Linked DNA regions of Homo sapiens: region 1 is linked to region 2. A link is an interaction called in ENCODE POLR2A ChIA-PET data of the cell type or tissue named here. Cell type or tissue: PC-9. All regions are shown on one strand. Links, peaks and the distances in the headings refer to the core of each region. The heading gives the core; the rest is flanking DNA. Region 1 overlaps CABP4 (calcium binding protein 4). Region 2 holds the start of FOSL1 (FOS like 1, AP-1 transcription factor subunit).

Region 1 (4,385 bases), core at 166-4,165, 1.6 Mb after region 2:
CACAAAAAGGAAAAATAAAAGACAAAAAAACAAACAAAAAACCAAAAAACCCAAGTGTAAAAAAAGTGAGCTTGAAAGAAAGAAAGGGATGGCTCCATGTATCAAAGACAAAGAAATCAAAGCTGGGGTTGTAAGAGGGAGCTGACGCTGTGGGGGTTTCAGATCTGGATGGAGGCTTGGCCGCCTGGACTCCTACAACCATGAGTGACAGAAGAACCATATGAGTCTGGGGAGCAAGAAACAAACCCCCCGGATATATTCCAGGGTCTCCAAAGGCTAAGATATTAATCTGTCTGCACTGACCAGTCATAGAAAGTGGCAAGGATACAGATGTTCAGGGCCCAGAGTGGAAACAGCTGCCCTAAAGAGCCTGGAACTCCAGGGCCTGCCCTTCAAGCAGGCGTGTAGTCTCTCTCCAGGGTGTGAAAAACTGGAAAAAAACCCTGCCGCTCCCAAAGGGGAACTTGTGATAAAAATTACAGATTATTGGGCTGGGAGTGGTGGCTCACGCCTGTAATCCCAGCACTTTGGGAGGCTGAGGCGGGTGAATTACCTGAGGTCAGGAGTTTGAGGCCAGCCTGACCAACATGGTGAAACCCCATCTCTACTAAAAATACAAAAATTAACTGGGCGAGGTAGCATGCACCTGTAATCTCAGCTACTCGGAGGTTGAGGCAGGAGAATCGCTTGAGCCCGGGAGGTGGAGCTGCAGTGAGCTGAGATCACACCATTGCACCCCAGCCTGAGCAACAGATCGAGACTCCGTCTCAAAAACAAAACAAAAAAACCATACTGATTATAAAAGTAAAGAAACCACCATGAAGGAGACGAGACAGAGACAAAAACAAGAGGACTGGCATCTCAGTGTACATAATACAGCCGCCTAAGAGACCACAAGATACATGCAAATAAAAGACGGCTAAAAGGGGAAGAGAGATCAACATGCAGTAACAGGATAGTATGAAGAGAGAACCGGAAGATTTAAAAAGTAACCCAACAGGCCAGGCGCATGGCTCATGCCTGGAATCCCAGCACTTTGGGAGGCCAAGGTGGGTGGGTTGCTTGAGCTCAGGAATTCGAGACCAGCCTGGGCAACATGGTGAAACCCTGTCTCTACTAAAAATACAAAAATTAGCCAGGCGTGGTGGTGCTTGCATCTGTGGTCCCAGGTATTCTACAGGCTGAGGTGGGAGGATCACTTGAGCCCAGGAGGCAGAGGTTGCAGTGAGTCGAGATCGCACCACTGCACTCCAGCGTGGGTAACAGAGTGAGAATCCGTCAAAAAGAAAAAAACAAACCATGGCTTCTGTTAAAAAAATAAAGTATATTTTATATATACACACACACACACACACACACACACAGCCATTGGAATGAAAAAATAATGGATAAGCTAAACAGCAGATTAAACACAATTTAAAGATTAATGAACTGGAAGCTATATCTAAGAAATCACTTATAATGTAACACTGAGAGACAAAAGGATGGAAAATATTACAGGGTAGTTAAAAGTCACTGGAAGGCTGGGTGTGGTGGCTCACGCCTGTAATCCCAGCACTTTGGGAGGCTGAGACGGGCGGGTCACAGGGTCAGGAGATCGAGACCATCCTGGCTAACACAGTGAAACCCCATCTCTACTAAAAATACAAAAAAAAATTAGCTGGGCGTGGTGGCGGGCGCCTGTAGTCCCAGCTACTAGGGAGGCTGAGGCAAGAGAATGGCGTGAACCCAGGAGGCGGAGCTTGCAGTGAGCCGAGATTGCACCACTGCACTCCAGCCTGGGCTACAGAGCGAGACTCCGTCTCGGAAAAAAAAAAAAAAAAAGGTCACTGGAAGACTGGGTGTGGTGGCTTATGCCTGTAATCCCAGCATTTTGGGAGGCTAAGGCAGGAGGATCACTTGAGGCCAGGAGTTTGAGACCAGCCTAACAGCAAGACCCTGCCTCTTAAAAAAAATAATAAAAAAATAAGCTGGGTGTAGTGGCTCATGCTTGTAGTTCCAGCTATTCAGGAGGCTGAGGTGAGAGGATCATTTGAGCCCAGGAGTTGGAGGCTGCAGTGATCGTGCCACTGCACTCCAGCCTTGGTGACAGAGCAAGAGACCCTGTCTCAAAGAAAAAGACAGATAAGTCCTTGGGAGTCTCAGACGGAGGACATACATAGAGAATGAACAAGAAGCAATAACCAAAGAGATAATGGCTGAAAATTTTCCATAAAGACTTCCACAGACTTCAACTCCCCAGATTGAAGGAACAAACTGAAGTCAGAGTAGGGTAAATAAAAATAAATATATATCTGGATATATCCCATTGAAACCACAGAATATAAAAAGCAAATCTTATAAATAACTGGAGAGAAAAGTCAGATTCACGGTGTTCTGTCAAAGTGTTCATGTAGACTAAGGGTGGGGAAACTTTCTGTAAAGGGCTGGAGAATAATTATTTTCAGCTTTGAGGCTTTGGTCTCTGTTGCAGCTGCTCACGCAACTCTGCTGTTGAAGTTTGTAGTGCAAAGTCAAGTCAACAAATGAGTGTGGCTATATCAGAAATTTTAATAAATAACAGTAAAACTTCATTTATTGACATGGAAATTTGAATTTTATATAATTTTATGTCATAAAATCTTATTATTCTTTGACTTTTCTCCAACCATTACAAAATATAAAAACCACTCTGTGGACTATACCTTGCTGATTCCTAACGCAGACTTCTAATGATGGGAATCACCACTTCTGAAATTGCTTTCTGTTAAGACTGTAGAATGAAGTCGGGCGAGGTGGCTCAGGGGTTGGAGACCAGCCTGGCCAACATAGTGAAACCCTGTCTCTACTAAAAATACAAAGATTAGCTGGGCATGGTGGCATGTGCCTGTAGTCGCAGCTACTGAGAAGGCTGAGGCATGAGAATCGCTTAAACCGGGAGGCAGAGGATGCAGTGAGCCGAGATCGGGCCACTGCACTCCAGCCTGGGAGACAGTGAGACTCGTCTCAAAAAAAAAACAAAAAAAAAAAAAACAAGGAGTAAAAAGTTGTTAGCTGCGATTCTGTGTTAATTGCCTGTTTGTTCATATTCAATGGTTTTTGTCATTTTTCCTTTTTCCTATGTTTGTTCTGATTATATTTATTGAAATGTAATTTTATGTCTAATTAATCTGATAAACTGTGGACTTGTATTCTGTATTTTTTTTTTTTTTGGAGACAGAGTCTCGCTCTGTCGCTCAGGCTGGAGTGTAGTGGCGTGATCTCGGCTCACTGCAACCTCTGCCTCCCGGGTTCAAGCGATTCTCCTGCCTCAGCCTCCTGAGTAGCTGGGATTACAGGTGCGCACCACCATGCCCGGTAATTTTTTTGTATTTTTAATAGAAATGGGATTTCACCCTGTTGGCCAGGCTGGTCTCGAACTCCTGACCTCATGATTCACCTGCCTCGGCCTCCCAAAGTGCTGGGATTGCAGGCATGAGCCACCACGCCCAGCCTCTGTATGTTTTTTATTTCATTTTTCTAGTTTTTAAAATTTTTATGTTATTTATTTATTTATTTTTTAAATAGGTCTCAGTCTGTCTTCCAGGCTGGAGTGCAGTGGTGCAATCATGACTCCACTGCAGCCTCCCAGGCTCCGTGATCCTCCCACTCCAGCCTCGCAAGTGGGTGGGACTACAGGCGCCCCACCATGCCTGGCTAAGTTTTTGTATTTTTTGTAGAGATGGGGTTTTCCCATGTTTCCCAGGTTGGTCTCGAACTCCTGGGCTCAAGTGATCCTCCCACCGTGGCCTCTCAAAGTGCTGGGATTACAGGCATGAGGCACGGCACCCGGCTAGTTCTTCTTATGAAAGTACTGGACCGTGATGGATTAGAAATGAAAACTGGTCCTTTACCATAGCTAGTTGGGGGACCACTGGTTTAGGAGTTCCTGCATCCAATGGGTGCCCCCTAAGTGCCTTGAATGGGGGATGAGGGTGGGAAGTCTGCGGGGCCTGGAAAGGTGGGAGCGAGAGCAAGAGTCTGGGTGTCCATTCCTCTAACTCAGAATCCTGAAGGCCCCGCTGTGTTGGGTGCTGCAGACAGTGGTTTGTGGGACCCGTGTTTTGGTGGGGGAGATAGACAGTACGGGCAGGTGCACCAACAGGGCCTCCCAACCCTTGCTCACTCAGCCAGCCTCTTGGTTGGCCGGTAGGGGAGACCAGCTCAGTGCCGGTTTCCTTCTCCCTCCCCGACAGTGTCATGGGAAGAGCCCTGGGCTACGTTCCTAATTCTACCTACCACCTGCTGGCTGTCCTTGGGTGAGTCAGTCCTTATCTGTAAAATGGGACGGAGGTAGTGAAGATTACAAGATATAACCCGTGTTCAGTGCTTAGCGCAGGGCCTAGTATATTTTCTTTTCTTTTTTT
Region 2 (4,385 bases), core at 89-4,088:
ATTTTTAATATTGTTACAGGTGAGGATTACAGGATTTCACTGATGTTAAGAAGTACCCTTTAATAGCTCTGAAATCATAGTTTAATTGGCAATTTAAAAAATTTTAGTGGACTAGGCATGGTGGCTCATACCCAGCACTTTGGGAGGCTGAGGTAGAAGGATCACTTGAGCTCAGGAGTTTGAGGTCACACCGGGCAACACAGTGAGACTTCATTTCTACAAAAAAATTAAAAAATTAGTTGGGTGTGGTGGTGCGTGCCTGTGGCCAGGTCGCTTCCCAGCTAGGATCTCAGTAGGATTGCTTGAGCCCAGGAGGCTGAGGCTGCAGTGAGCTGTGATTGCACCACTGCTCTATAGTCTGGGCAACAGAGGGAGACCCTGTCTCAGAAAAAAAAAAAAAAAGAAAAGAAAGAGAAGGAAAGAAAATTAGTGGCATAAAGTTATAGTGGGTTTTTTTTTCAATCGATGAGGTCTTCGATTCCGTGAAATATGGTAAATGATGTAGCAAGCGCCCAGCACAACGTCCCTGTTCCCATTCTATCAGCCAGCTATCTGAGGAGTGGGTTGGGATGGGGCTCAGTGTTCTGGGAGAAGTGGGTTCTAGCTCTGCCGCTGGGCCCTGGGTGTGGGCGCCCAATCGTCCGGGAAGCGCCCACAAGCCCAGGCAAGTCCCGACAGCGGTAGCCCGAGCCCAAGCGCTGCGGGCCCGGCGTCCCAGTGACCCCAGTTCCGGGTCCGAGGCACCGCCGGCGGCATCTCCCACTCCCGGGCCCGGGCCGCTCCAGGCCAGGAAGGGAGGGACGCCCCGGGTGACTCAGCCGCCGTGACTCGGCCGCCGTGACTCGGCGGAACGGACGCCCCTCCTTCCCTCCCCTGTCGACACGTGCTCGCAGCCCCTCGACAGGAAATGGGCACCTGCAGCCTCCCGGGTGCCCCCCGGCGGGCAGCGGGCGCCGTTAGGGGCTGAGAGTGGGGTCGCGAGAGTCGCCCGCAGCCTGACCCCGCGCACGTCCCGGAACCTCGAGGTCTCTATTCGCCGCATTCGGCAAAGGGATCGAGGGCCGGTCTCCGGGGACCTGGCAGGTTCCACTGCCCGGACCCCCCTGGACTCCCCAGGCCGAGAAACGATAGGGACTTGGCGACGGAGGGGCGAAGGACAGACAGACGGACGGACACGCGGAGGGTCGCAGACCGGGCCGGGACTCCCACCCTGGCCCAGCTGCTCTCCCGACGGATCCCGCCTCCCTCCCGTGTGGGGACCCTCACCCCAGCCCAGACTCCAGATCCCAGGAATTCAGCCCGAAGCGGAGAGACCCTCCTAGCCTTCGAGGCGACCACCCTAGGCGCCCACGCCCCTTCTGAAGCAGGGTGGACGCAGAAGTCAGAGGTGGGCAGGAGGAGAGAAAGCGGGCACGGAGACGGAGGGACGGACGCGGACGGCGAGGGAGAAGGGGGCGGCTGGGAGAAGGGGAGTTCGCGGGTCTCTGCTGCCCGCTGCGCGGTGGGGGCAACTGGCCCCGGACGGCGAGGGGCAGGATCCTCGCCCCAGCCCCCAGCCCGGCCCCGACTCCGGTTCCCCGCTCCAGTCCCGGAGCGTGCGGGAGTTGACCCCGGCCTCCCACGCGCGGTCCTCCCGTGGGACCACCGGCGTCGGGCCCCACTCACCTGCTGGGCTGCCTGCGCTGCGGCCGGGGGCTGCGCGGGGCCGCCGTACCCGCCGCCGTTCCCGGAGCTCGGGCCGGGTTCCCCGAAGTCTCGGAACATGCCCGGGGCTGGCGGCTCTGCGGGGTACACGGCTGCTGGGTTCTGACTCACCCGCGCCGTGCGGAGTCTTTTCTTTTTATGAATGAAAAGTTCTCGGGCTGAACCACTGCGACCGCGGGGGGTGGGGGCGTTGCAGCGGCGCGGTCACCTCCAGGCTCCACCCCCGAGACGCGCCGCCTTGGCCCGTCGGTCCCGAACTTGGCGACGCCTCCCCAAGTCCGGCTGCAGCCTTTTCACCGGGATGGGCCCGGCTCGGCGTTCCCCGGAGGCTGCGGGCCCGCCCCCCTGACGTAGCTGCCCATACATGGTGTAACTTCCTCGCCGCGCCCAGGTGGAGCCCCGGGTTCCCCTGCGGACTGACGCACCTGCCAGAGCCCGCGCCCCGCCCCAGCCCTCTCGAGGCCTGGGCTAACCTCCGTTTCTGCTCCCACAAAATAGCACGAAAGAATCACATCTCTAGGAGCCACGCCAACCGCCACCCAAAGCTTCGTGGAGTGAGGTCTTTCCACTGGCCTTGTTTTAAGGCTTCGAGTATATGAAAAGTGAATAAATGACAAACCAGGGTTACAAAAATGGTGGCATATTTTATTTTACTTTATATTTTTGAGACCGGGTCTCTGTCACCCAGGCTGGAGTGCAGTGGCTCGATCTCGGCGCACTGCAGGCTCAACTTCCTGAGCTAAAGGGATTCTCCTGCCTCAGCGCCCCCTCCAAGTAAGTGGGACTACAGGCGCGCGTCACCACACCCAGGTAATTTTTGTGTTTTTTGTAGGGATTGGGTCTCGCCGTATTGCCCAGGCTGGGTGGTATATTTTAAATGTTTGCGATAAGGTAATGCTTTGAACTAACCCCACATAAAATGCAATATAATAGTATTACTCAGGATAATTTCAGGAGCTATAACGAGTTTTAATTCAGGGCCACTACAGGTGTCCTGAGGTCTGATAAACGCCATCTTCATTACGGTCAGTGCCTTTCGGAGGCTTGTGGCCACCAGACTTGTTTGGAGAGTATGTCAAAGGTGAGTGAATGTGAGGCAGGTATCATCCTCATCTCTGTTTTACAGATGGGGAAACTGAGGCTGGGAGATGCTGAAATGAATTGCTTGAAGTCGCTAAGTGAGTAGCTGGCACAGGTTGCCAAGTCACAGCCGTGGGCACTCCAAGCCCAGGCTCAGCCAAGATTTTCAAAGCCCTTACACCTTCACAGACACCTTGTCGCACATCCAGAATGTTAGTGCTGGGCACCATCCCAAAGCTTCTCTCTGATTACTTCCATCATAGATGAGGAAACTGAGGCCCAGATGGAGTACTGAGCTGTCAGTTGTCACACGACTACAGAAAGAGGGCTGGGGCCAGGTGTGGTGGCTCATGCTTGTAATCCTAGCACTTTGGAAGGCCAAGGCAGAAAGAACCATTTGAGACCCCATCTCTACAAAAAATTATAAAATTTTCTGGACATGGTGGTACGCCTGCCTTGTGGTCCCAGCTGTTCTGGAGGCTGAGGCGGGAGGATGGCTTAAGCCAGGGAGGTTGAGGCTGCGGTGAGCTGTGACTGCGCCACTGCAGTCCAGCCTGGGGGACAGAGCAAGACTCAAAGTAAATAGATCAAGAGAGGGCTGGGCTCTCCTGCTTCTCCATCGGTCCTTCCATTTCATCAGCTCTAGCTTTGCCCTCTGGGCTACTTTCCTTGGGAACACAGGCCAGAAGCCTGTGGGTGCACTCAGGACTTAGAGCCAGGAAGTCCAGATTGCCCCTGGGGTTCTAGTCCCAGAGCTACCATTTTCTGTCTGTGTGACACTGGGCAGGTCACCTTCCTTCAACTGGGCCTCCCTGCTGATCTCACAGAGCTGTTGTGGGATCAAGTGAGATCACAGATGTGAAAATGCTTTGTAAGCTATAAAGTGTTATGCACTCAGAAAGTGGTTACCAGCCTGGTGCCTCTCCTTTGCCTTTGAGCGACCCAATGCTTGTCACCCTCTTGTCATCATCATCTCTGTGTGTGTGTGTGTGTGTGTGTGTGAGAGAGAGAGAGAGAGAGAGAGAAAGAGAGAGAGAAAGGAGAGGAGAGTGTTTTTGAGGCAGTATGATCCGTGGACAGAACACCCGTGCTGGGGTCAGACAGCTCTGGGGTCTGGGTTTGAATGTGGTTAGGCTGCTCACCAGTTGTGTGACCTAGGTGAGGCACACAATCTCTCAGAGCCTCTTTCATTATCTGTGAAATGGAGACATAATGATAACTATCTCAAGGGTTGTTGGAGGACACAAGTAATGTCACATGCTTAGCACAGCACATAGTAAGAATTTGACACATAGGCTGGGTGCCGTGGCTCACGCCTGTAATCCCAGCACTTTGGGAGGCTGAGGCAGGTGGATCACGAGGTCAGGATTTCGAGACCAGCCTGACTAACATGGAGAAACCCCGTCTTTACCAAAAATACAAAAGTTAGCTGGGCATGGTGGCCCATGCCTGTAGTCCCAGCTGCTTGGGAGGCTGAGGCAGGAGAATCGCTTGAACCCGGGAGGCGGAGGTTGCAGTGAGCCAAGATTGCGCCATTGCACTCCAGCATGGGCAACAGAGTAAGACTCCGTCAAAAAACAAAACAAAACAAAACAACCCAG

Evidence for each region. Peaks named below come from ENCODE experiments on the same cell type or tissue, not always from the same donor. Only the 100,000 strongest peaks of a DNase experiment are listed, where the experiment ranks them.
Region 1: POLR2A ChIA-PET joins it to region 2 with 19 read pairs; 2 of 35 experiments call an interaction of 5 or more read pairs at or near these places.

Annotation. Positions count from the first base shown.
Region 1 is chr11:67,459,180-67,463,564 of GRCh38, forward strand. CABP4 (calcium binding protein 4) reads left to right here. Exons shown (of 6, transcript NM_145200.5): 6 at 1-2,573. It overlaps TMEM134 (transmembrane protein 134), which reads right to left. Exons shown (of 7, transcript NM_025124.4): 7 at 2,531-4,385. Among named protein-coding and RNA genes, the nearest start is that of CABP4, 6.0 kb to the left of the region's middle. RefSeq lists enhancers at 743-792, 1,003-1,052. In PC-9, for the core only: no CTCF peak of the experiment used is centred there; no DNase peak of the experiment used is centred there; H3K27ac peaks cover 203 bases.
Region 2 is chr11:65,898,576-65,902,960 of GRCh38, forward strand. FOSL1 (FOS like 1, AP-1 transcription factor subunit) reads right to left here and starts at 1,813. Exons shown (of 4, transcript NM_005438.5): 1 at 1,666-1,813. The coding sequence starts at 1,764. RefSeq lists silencers at 684-911, 877-996, 1,605-2,204. In PC-9, for the core only: no CTCF peak of the experiment used is centred there; DNase peaks (open chromatin) are centred at 836, 2,016 and 3,526; H3K4me3 peaks cover 2,487 bases; H3K27ac peaks cover 3,798 bases.